Regions from separate parts of the Homo sapiens genome. Here all the other regions are linked to region 3. The links are chromatin contacts, found by Hi-C in ENCODE. All regions are on one chromosome and are shown on one strand. The core of a region is the stretch at or near the end of the contact, and the rest is flanking DNA. Distances in the headings are between cores, read along the strand shown.

What was found. A loop is a pair of places that touch in the nucleus more often than their neighbours do. Pooled maps may share reads with other maps.
Region 1: a loop to region 3 is called in a map of CD8-positive, alpha-beta T cell, with 6 times the contacts of the local background. The contact joins the promoter of TTLL11 here to the promoter of STOM in region 3. A Hi-C loop is called at or near these places in 2 of 168 maps with a recorded cell type or tissue (CD8-positive, alpha-beta T cell and naive thymus-derived CD4-positive, alpha-beta T cell) and 9 of 50 pooled maps.
Region 2: a map of naive thymus-derived CD4-positive, alpha-beta T cell shows a loop between it and region 3 (9-fold over the local background). The contact joins the promoter of RBM18 here to the promoter of STOM in region 3. A Hi-C loop is called at or near these places in 1 of 168 maps with a recorded cell type or tissue (naive thymus-derived CD4-positive, alpha-beta T cell), 1 of 37 single-sample maps with no recorded cell type and 7 of 50 pooled maps.

Annotation. Positions count from the first base shown.
Region 1 is chr9:122,091,919-122,094,618 of GRCh38, reverse strand. TTLL11 (tubulin tyrosine ligase like 11) reads left to right here and starts at 1,311. Exons shown (of 9, transcript NM_001139442.2): 1 at 1,311-1,932. The coding sequence starts at 1,471. It overlaps LOC124902263 (a long non-coding RNA gene), which reads right to left and starts at 487. Exons shown (of 2, transcript XR_007061757.1): 1 at 447-487. RefSeq lists enhancers at 1,131-1,320, 1,070-1,783 and a silencer at 1,671-1,720.
Region 2 is chr9:122,263,574-122,266,301 of GRCh38, reverse strand. It overlaps RBM18 (RNA binding motif protein 18), which reads left to right and starts at 1,462. Exons shown (of 6, transcript NM_033117.4): 1 at 1,462-1,587. MRRF (mitochondrial ribosome recycling factor) reads right to left here and starts at 1,420. Exons shown (of 7, transcript NM_138777.5): 1 at 1,364-1,420. RefSeq lists enhancers at 1,003-1,162, 338-1,308, 731-1,930, 1,309-2,280.
Region 3 is chr9:121,368,976-121,371,675 of GRCh38, reverse strand. It overlaps STOM (stomatin), which reads left to right and starts at 1,426. Exons shown (of 7, transcript NM_004099.6): 1 at 1,426-1,549. The coding sequence starts at 1,489. It overlaps LOC102723324 (a long non-coding RNA gene), which reads right to left and starts at 1,783. Exons shown (of 7, transcript NR_187160.1): 1 at 1,710-1,783. RefSeq lists enhancers at 912-1,001, 461-1,421.

The sequences.
Region 1 (2,700 bases), core at 62-2,561, 720 kb before region 3:
AATTTTGTTATATTTTACCACAACAAAAAAAGTGATATAAGTAAAAGCAGTCAGGCTGGACGTGGTGGCTCACGCTTGTAATCTCAGCACTTTGGGAGGCTGAGGCGGGTGGATCATCTGAGGTCGGGAGTTAGAGACCAGCCTGGCCAAGATGGTGAAACCCCGTCTATACTAAAAATACAAAAAATTAGCCGGGCATGGTGGCCGGCTCCTGCAATCCCAGCTACTCACAAGGCTGAGGCAGGAGAATTGCTTGAAGCCGGGAGGCGGAGGCTGCAATGAGCCGAGATCACACCATTGCATCCCAGCCTGGGCGACAAGAGCGAAACTCTGTAACAACATCAACAACAACAACAAAACAAAAACAAAAACAAAAAAGAAAACAAGAGACGCGGTGGTTCTGCTTGTAATCCTAGTACTTTGGGAGGCCGAGGCTGGCAGATTACCTGAGGTCAGGAGTTTGAGAACAGCCTCGGCAACATGGCGAAACCACGTTTCTACGAGAAACACAAAACTTAGCCGGGAGTGGTGGTACATTCGTGTAGTCTCAGCTACTCGGGAGGTTGGGGTGGGAGGATCCCTTGAGCTCTGGAAGTTGAGGCTGCTGCAGTGAGCCGGGATCGCGCCACTGCACTCCAGCCTGGGCGACAGAGAGAGACCCTGTCTAAAAAAAAAAAAAAAAAAGAAAAAAAGAAAAGAAAAAGAAAAAATCGTTAATATCCTCAACTCGAGTGGGAATCTATAGGGGGCTTACCCATGCCCATGACTTCCCCATCCCATCGGGAGCTCCCTGAGAACAGGGAAAAGTGCCTCCCCTCTTATCTGGGGGCGCTCAAAGGACCAGCAGAGGGTTTCTTCAGCGGAACACTCTCTGCTCCCCTAGGGCCTGGGCTGCTCACATCCATCGCACTGAGGAGGGTCCCATCCATTGCACTGAGGAGGGTCCCATCCATTGCACTGAGGAGGGTCCCACTGGGGGGCTCCTCCTCCGTCCTATCGAGAGTTATCCCAGCGAGTGTTGGCGGGGACTGAGCCTCCTGCTTGAGGTAGTTGTTTTTACTCCCAGTCCCCAGGCTCACGAGCCCCACGCGCGCTCAATCTGCCCTCCCGCTTCTCCTCGCCACTCCGAGTTCTGCGCCCTCGAGATCCAGCGCATCCGCGGGGTGGGCGGGTCCTGGCGGCTCTTTGCCCTCTTCCAACATGGCCGCCGCTGCCTCTGTGACAGGCAGGGTCACGTGGGCAGCCTCGCCTATGAGGTCGCTGGGGCTCGGCCGGCGATTGTCCCTTCCCGGACCCCGTCTCGATGCGGTGACTGCCGCTGTCAACCCGAGCCTGAGCGATCATGGCAACGGGCTCGGGCGGGGAACGCGTGGCAGCGGCTGCAGCGGCGGCAGTTTGGTGGCGGACTGGGGCGGCGGAGCGGCGGCGGCGGCGGCGGTGGCACTGGCACTGGCCCCGGCCCTGAGCACCATGCGGCGGGGCAGCTCCGAGAGCGAGCTGGCGGCCCGGTGGGAGGCGGAGGCGGTGGCTGCGGCCAAAGCGGCGGCCAAAGCTGAGGCCGAGGCCACAGCGGAGACGGTGGCGGAACAGGTCCGCGTGGACGCGGGCGCGGCCGGGGAACCGGAGTGCAAGGCAGGGGAGGAGCAGCCCAAGGTCCTGGCCCCGGCCCCGGCGCAGCCCAGTGCGGCTGAGGAGGGGAACACCCAGGTCCTTCAGCGGCCGCCGCCCACGCTGCCCCCGTCCAAGCCGAAGCCGGTGCAGGGCCTCTGCCCGCACGGGAAGCCCCGGGACAAGGGCCGAAGCTGCAAGCGGAGCTCGGGCCACGGTTCCGGCGAGAACGGCTCCCAGCGGCCGGTCACCGTGGACAGCTCCAAGGCCAGGACCTCCCTGGATGCCCTGAAGATCAGCATCCGCCAGCTCAAGTGGAAGGAGGTGAGGCCCGGCCCGACCCGGCCGCGTGGGCACAGTGGGGTGGACAGGACGACCTCAGAGGTCTCGGCACGGCCCAGGTCAGGTCGGCGGGCGAGGGCTGAGCTCCTGCGGTGCACCACGCTCGGGCCTGCTTGTCAGCCGCAAAGTGCTCATCCTTCAAGGCCTACCCCCCAAAATCACTTCCTCCAAGAGGGCCCCCCAGACCCCTCCAGGTCAAGTTAGCCACTCACTCCTCTGCCTCCCTGCAGCTCTTTTTATGTCTCAGCCATCAGCATTTGCCTCTGCTTGTAGATATGTGTACGTCTGTCTCCTCCACCAGCTTGTAAGCCCCTGGGGCCCCGGACCCGCTCTCTCACTTCTTCATTGAAGTTATATTTGTTTAGCACTTGCTGTGTGACTCTTGGGCAGAGGAACACTTTTTATTTTGGAGGCAGACAGGCCTAGGGTCTCACTACACTTTGCTACTTAGCTGTGTGACCTTGAGTAAGTTGCTTCACCTCTTCAGCCTATTACCTTCTCTGTAAAGTGAGGCCAATTATACTTATCTCATCATCTTGTTAGCATTAGAAGACTCACTACTTAGTGTTTTATAGCACAAGTCTGCAATAAATGGTAACTTACGTTACCACCTTCTCCTTTCTCTCTTCTTCCACCATCATCACCATCACCACCACCAGCACCACCACTGTCCTCATGATCAGTGGTATAAAATCAGGCACTGTATTTTATATTCCAGGCTTGGCTTACGGCATGTGTCAGTAAGCAGTG
Region 2 (2,728 bases), core at 213-2,712, 890 kb before region 3:
TTTCATAGCACCCTTTACTTCATCATAGCACTTAATTCTTAACAATACAAGCTAACATTTGTGTAATTATTTGATTGTCTAATTCCCTCCATATGACTCTAAGTACTACAAGGACTAATCTATGATTTTCTTGTTCACTGCTGTATCCCCAGTACCTGGTACATTGCCAGAACACAGAAGACACTGTGAATGTGATGAATACATCAGTGAAAGTCCAGAAAGATAAATTCCTTATCCAGGGTAAACCAGAATCGGATGGGAATCTACCCTTACTATTATGGTAGGTTCTGGGCTTCCCAGCGTTGCCTCCACTGTCTCTGGTTTGCCAGATTTTTGCTTAGAGATAGTAGATGATGTTCTTCTCTAAATGCAGTACCAGGTAAAGAAAGGTACTTGTAGTATCTGACTATACACAGAATCATTATGCACCTGGCACGGCCAAAGAAGGAATGAGACACTTTAACAGGTAGAGAAAGGGCTTTTGCCTAAGAGTTAAGAGATCTGGATTCCAGTATGCCTACCTTATCACTCCCTGCCATCTGCCATTTAGATTCATAATCACACGTATTCAAAAAGCATTTGCGGCAGCTCTACCACTGACTTGTGACTTGTACCAAGTGATTTCTCCTACGTAGATTTTGTTTCAACCATAAAATGAAGGGGTCAGATCAGGTTTTCATTCTTTCCAACTATAAAGCTTTCCAAAATGGGGGGAAATGCAACAGTGTGGTTTAAAACAAAATAAAGGCACTAAACTTAGAGAAAACTCCGAGTCTTGGTTCCAGCACTTCCTAGGCACGTGACCTTAAATCGGTCAAACTCTCAGGACTTCCGTCTCATCTGTAAAACGTAAATGACAATACTATTTGTCAGGGTTAAGTAAATGGAGAAGGGCTACTGAAATGACAACTGTTTTGCCACTGGGTGGCACAGAGTGGTGGTTAAAAGTCCAGGCTTAGGAGTCGGATAGCCCTAGGTCTGAATTTAAGCGCCCTCACTTTCTGACCGCGTGACCCTGGTAAAATTACCTATGTGAGCTTCCGTTTCTTCATTATGGGAGATAATAATATCTACTCCTATGGGATTGTTCTGAAACTCAAACGTTCCCGTCAAGTGTGCGGCTACTCTTTAGTAAGTTCCTCCAGCATCCCCTAAATTCCTAGCTGGTAAAAGGAGCCCCGCCCCCACCCCATGAGACTCGCTCCAATGCCACAGGTCCCGCCCTCAGCCTTAAAGGTCAAGCTGGACTCGAACGGGTCGGGGACGGTAGTCTGGTCCCCTGAGGTCCCCCAGAGGTCCCTGAGTAAGGGTCTCTGGCACCCAGACCACACGCGCCCCTCGAGGCCCTGTCAAGGACACTCACCAGCTATCGCCCAGGTTACTAAGGAAAGACTCGTGCGACGGCGGCGACCGCAGCTGCGCGGACGTCGTGACGTCACGAAGCCAGGAGGCGGCGCAGGCTTAACGCGTCACGGGCGGCCTGGCAGCTGGCGGCATTGAGGCGGACGCGTCTAGAGGTCCGTCTGACCGCGGCGTCGGGACCTGGTTTCCGGGCATGAGCTGAGAGCACCACGCCGAGGCCACGAGGTGAGTTCGGCCGCGACATGTCCCTGCACCTCAGCGATGGGCCCGCTAAGAGGTCTTACAGGAGGCCGCCCTCGCAGGACTGCATCTCAGGCCCCGCCCCGGATTGTCCTGTCGCTGGCCCGGAAATAACAATCCGAGTAATGACCCTTCGCCTGTAGGAATTCGCAGCCAGAAATCGGGAAGCCAGGGTTCCAGGCATGACCCCACCGCTTGCTGTTAGGATCAGGTGTCTCTTCTTCTCTGGATTGCACTTTCCCCAGATGACTATTTCTGGCTTCCAGAGTTATTGCAGCTCAGCTGGAAAGACAAATGTAACCGCGTTTTGTGAACTCTGGTAGTCTAAAGGATTGTTGCTATTGCAAACGCAAAGCATTTTGATAGTCCCGTGCCGTCTTGATCTTTTATTACCCTTTACCTTTCCTCAAAAAGCCATATTCTGAGCTGTCACCAAAATTGTCTTATTTAAGACTCACAACGACCTCGTGAGACGACAAATTGTACCCATTCTAGGAAGGAAAAAGAAACTAAGTCTTCGAGTGGAGAAGCGGCTTGCTTCATTTAGTAAATATTAAGCACCAACCGTGAGACAGGCAGTGTACTTAAGTGCTAGAAATAGAACCGTGATCAAGATTGGCAAGGTCCTGTGCTGTGGGAGCTTACGTTCTAGTGAAGGAAATAGAAGAGGAAACATTAAGTAATACATTGAATTAGCATTTAGTAGGAGGAAAAAGATGGAAAAGTGGCTATGATATAGAATAACAAGGAACTCTGTTTAGGAAAGCTTTTCTATCGAGAGGATGCTTAAAGAAAGGTCATGTGACTTGCTAAAGGTGCAGTTACTAGGTGCAAAAGTCAGGATTTGAACCCAGACCCGCATAGCCTGCACTCTTACCAGTAAAACATGGTACCTTTTCGTGGTAATAAATATTAATAGCTATTGGTATTATTCCTGATTTTAGACATGAGAAAATCAGAATGTCCTATCATTCAAGTCCCAAATGTCATCTCCTTTAGAGAGGCCTTCCCTCCACTCAATCTATAGTCGTCGAGTCCCTGTCACATCACCCTGCTTAATTGTGTTTGTGGCATGTATCACTAATTATATCTTCTTTATTTATTTTGCTTTTGTTTTGTCCTGCTC
Region 3 (2,700 bases), core at 177-2,676:
TTTGACGCATGGGGTCTAACTGTAATACATGTATTGTTATTATTTTTTAGAGTCCATCAGGCTGGAGTGCAGTGATCTGATCATACATCACTGCAGCCTCCAACTCTTGGGCTCAAGTGATCCTCCTGCCCCAGCCTCCTGACTAGTTGGGACCGCAAGCACACACCACCCCACCTGGCTATTTTTTTTTTACTTTTTGTAGAGATGGGGACGTCACCATGCAGGCCAGGCATTTAACATTTAATTGGTAACTCTTCACTCCAAAATGAACATGGGTTGTATGTTACATGCATGTTTGCTCAATGGGCATGCGTCAGGACCACCCTCATGAATATTCATAGCTCCTCCTGTCACCTGCTGAATATGCATGTCTACCCAAGCTGTTCAGCATAAAGCCGCTACTCCAACCCCTCCTCCAACGAAATGCCTGTCTCTGGTCCTGGCCATTCTCCAGCCTGCGGAATGGCCACCTTGCAGGCTGTAACCCCTTACAAGAAATAAAGTCTCCTCTCCTGTTTTTTTGTTTTTTGTTTTGTTTTTTTGAGACGGAGTCTCGCTCTGTCACCCAGGCCATCTCGGCTCACTGCAACCTCTGCCTCCCAAGTTCAAGCGATTCTCCTGCCTCAGCCTCCCAAGTAGCTGGGATTACAGGCGCGCGCCACACGCCCGGCTAATTTTTGTATTTTTAGCAGAGACGGGGTTTCACCATGTTGGCCAAGCTGGTCTCGAACTTCTAACCTCAGATGATCTACCCGCCTCGGCCTTCCAACGTGCTGGGATTACAGGCGTGAGCCACCGCGCCCGGCCTCCTCTCCTTTTCCAAATTTATACATTTTGATTTTCTTAACACACCTCACTCGAGTTCGTTCACTTCGGCTGCGGCGTGATCTGCCGGCCCTCTCAGCTCAGGCTGACCTCAGCGCCCTCACTTCGGCCACTTCTGTGTCCCTCAGTCTTCTCCCCTCAACTCGGACCTCGCGCCCTCATGACAGGGCGCCATTTTCTTCCCTCTAACTCCTCAGCCCAGAGGAGGCGCCTTGGTCCCGTACCTCTGCCCGGCAAGGCGACTTTTCTTCACTTGCACTTTTGCCTCGGGTCATCCTCTGCTGCTACCTCCCCACTATCCTCACCATCTGCTCCACGTCCCGTGGCTTCCGCCCTCCCTTCCGGTGCAGGGCCCCGGCCTCATACCCACAGCCTTGGGGGCTCTCGCCCCTCAGGCCACGCCCCTCAGGCCACGCCCCTCAGCCCACAGAACTAGCGGGAAGTGACTGCGAAGCAGTCGCGCCGTGGAGGGACAGGAGGGCGGGGATTGGGAGGTGGGTCCTCCTCGATCCTGGGCGTTGATTGGCCAACTCTCACGAGGGCGGGACCTCGATTGGGGGCGGGGCGGCAATCTGGGTCTTGTGCCTCTGGCTCCTCAGGGCATTCCCGGCGGCTCCGGGTTTGGCAACGAGGACGGGGGAGTGCGACTGCGTCTCGGGCAGCATGGCCGAGAAGCGGCACACACGGGACTCCGAAGCCCAGCGGCTCCCCGACTCCTTCAAGGGTGAGTCCCGCGTCCCCTGACCCTCCCCCGTGGACCGAGCCCCCGCCCGCAGCGTGCGCTCCGAGGTCTGACAGCCGGGCTCCTGGCCAGTCTCCGCTGCTTCGGGCTGGGCGAGATCTCAAAGCCGCGGCTCCTCCCTAGTAAACTGAGCATCACGAACCCTGTTTGGCAGACTGAGGTCACGATGGAGGGGTGGCGGGCTGCCAACGGCACGTTTCCCATCGCACGGGCCCTGGTTATCTCGCGGCCGCCAGATGCCAAGCCCCATGCCAGGGCTGCACTATCTCGTGTCACGCACGCGGACTAGGAAACGCAGAGGGAACTGGCAGCCAGCGAGGCGGGGACCGGGACCCCACATCTCACCCTTTGCCCACTCCCCTTCTTTCCCGACTCACTCTCTCGAAGGCCGCCTCCTCCACCCAGCCCTGGCCTGGCCCCAGGGTGAACCCCCTCCTCCCCCAATCCCACCTCCCGAAACTTAGACCGATTTGCAGAAGGAAGAAGTCTCTCTGGCTTTCTTCTTACCTCTCTTTCTAGCTCCACTTTCTGCCCCATTTTTCCCCCTCCGCTTTCCTCTGCGTTTTGGAGAACTCTCCTTCCCGGCTTTTGTTCCTCGCCAGGAACCCTGAGTTCTCCCACCCTCACCCCCACCCTCCCTTCCCAGTCTTCAAGGCAGGAGCTGTAAGTGGCTCAGTCTCGTTCCCCTGTGGAGGAACTGGTACTCTGGGGAGGGGGTTCCAATAAAGAGAGATGGTGGACCTCTCAGGAGTCCTGGTACCCACTCAGGAGCTCTTAGTGATCCAGAGGAATTACAGTGTTTCTAAAGATGGAATTTCAGGCAGGATGGCAGTGAAAGCAATTTAGAGGGCTGGGTGGTCCTTTCCAGGACCCCTCAAAGAACATGACATTGGAGTCATCTATTCTGATTATTTGTAAAGCCAGCTTTATCCACAGCATCTTAGCTATAAGTTCCATTTCCCTTGTCCAGGGATCCCTGTGTTCAGTTCCTTCCCAGGAGCATCAAAGGAATTACAGAAATCTTTATTCCTCACTTTTTGTCTACTAATAACGTTGCAGGTTATCTTCCCAAATGGAGAGTGTAACAGGGAGGAGTTGATGAGAATAATGGCAACCACAACAACAAAAATTGA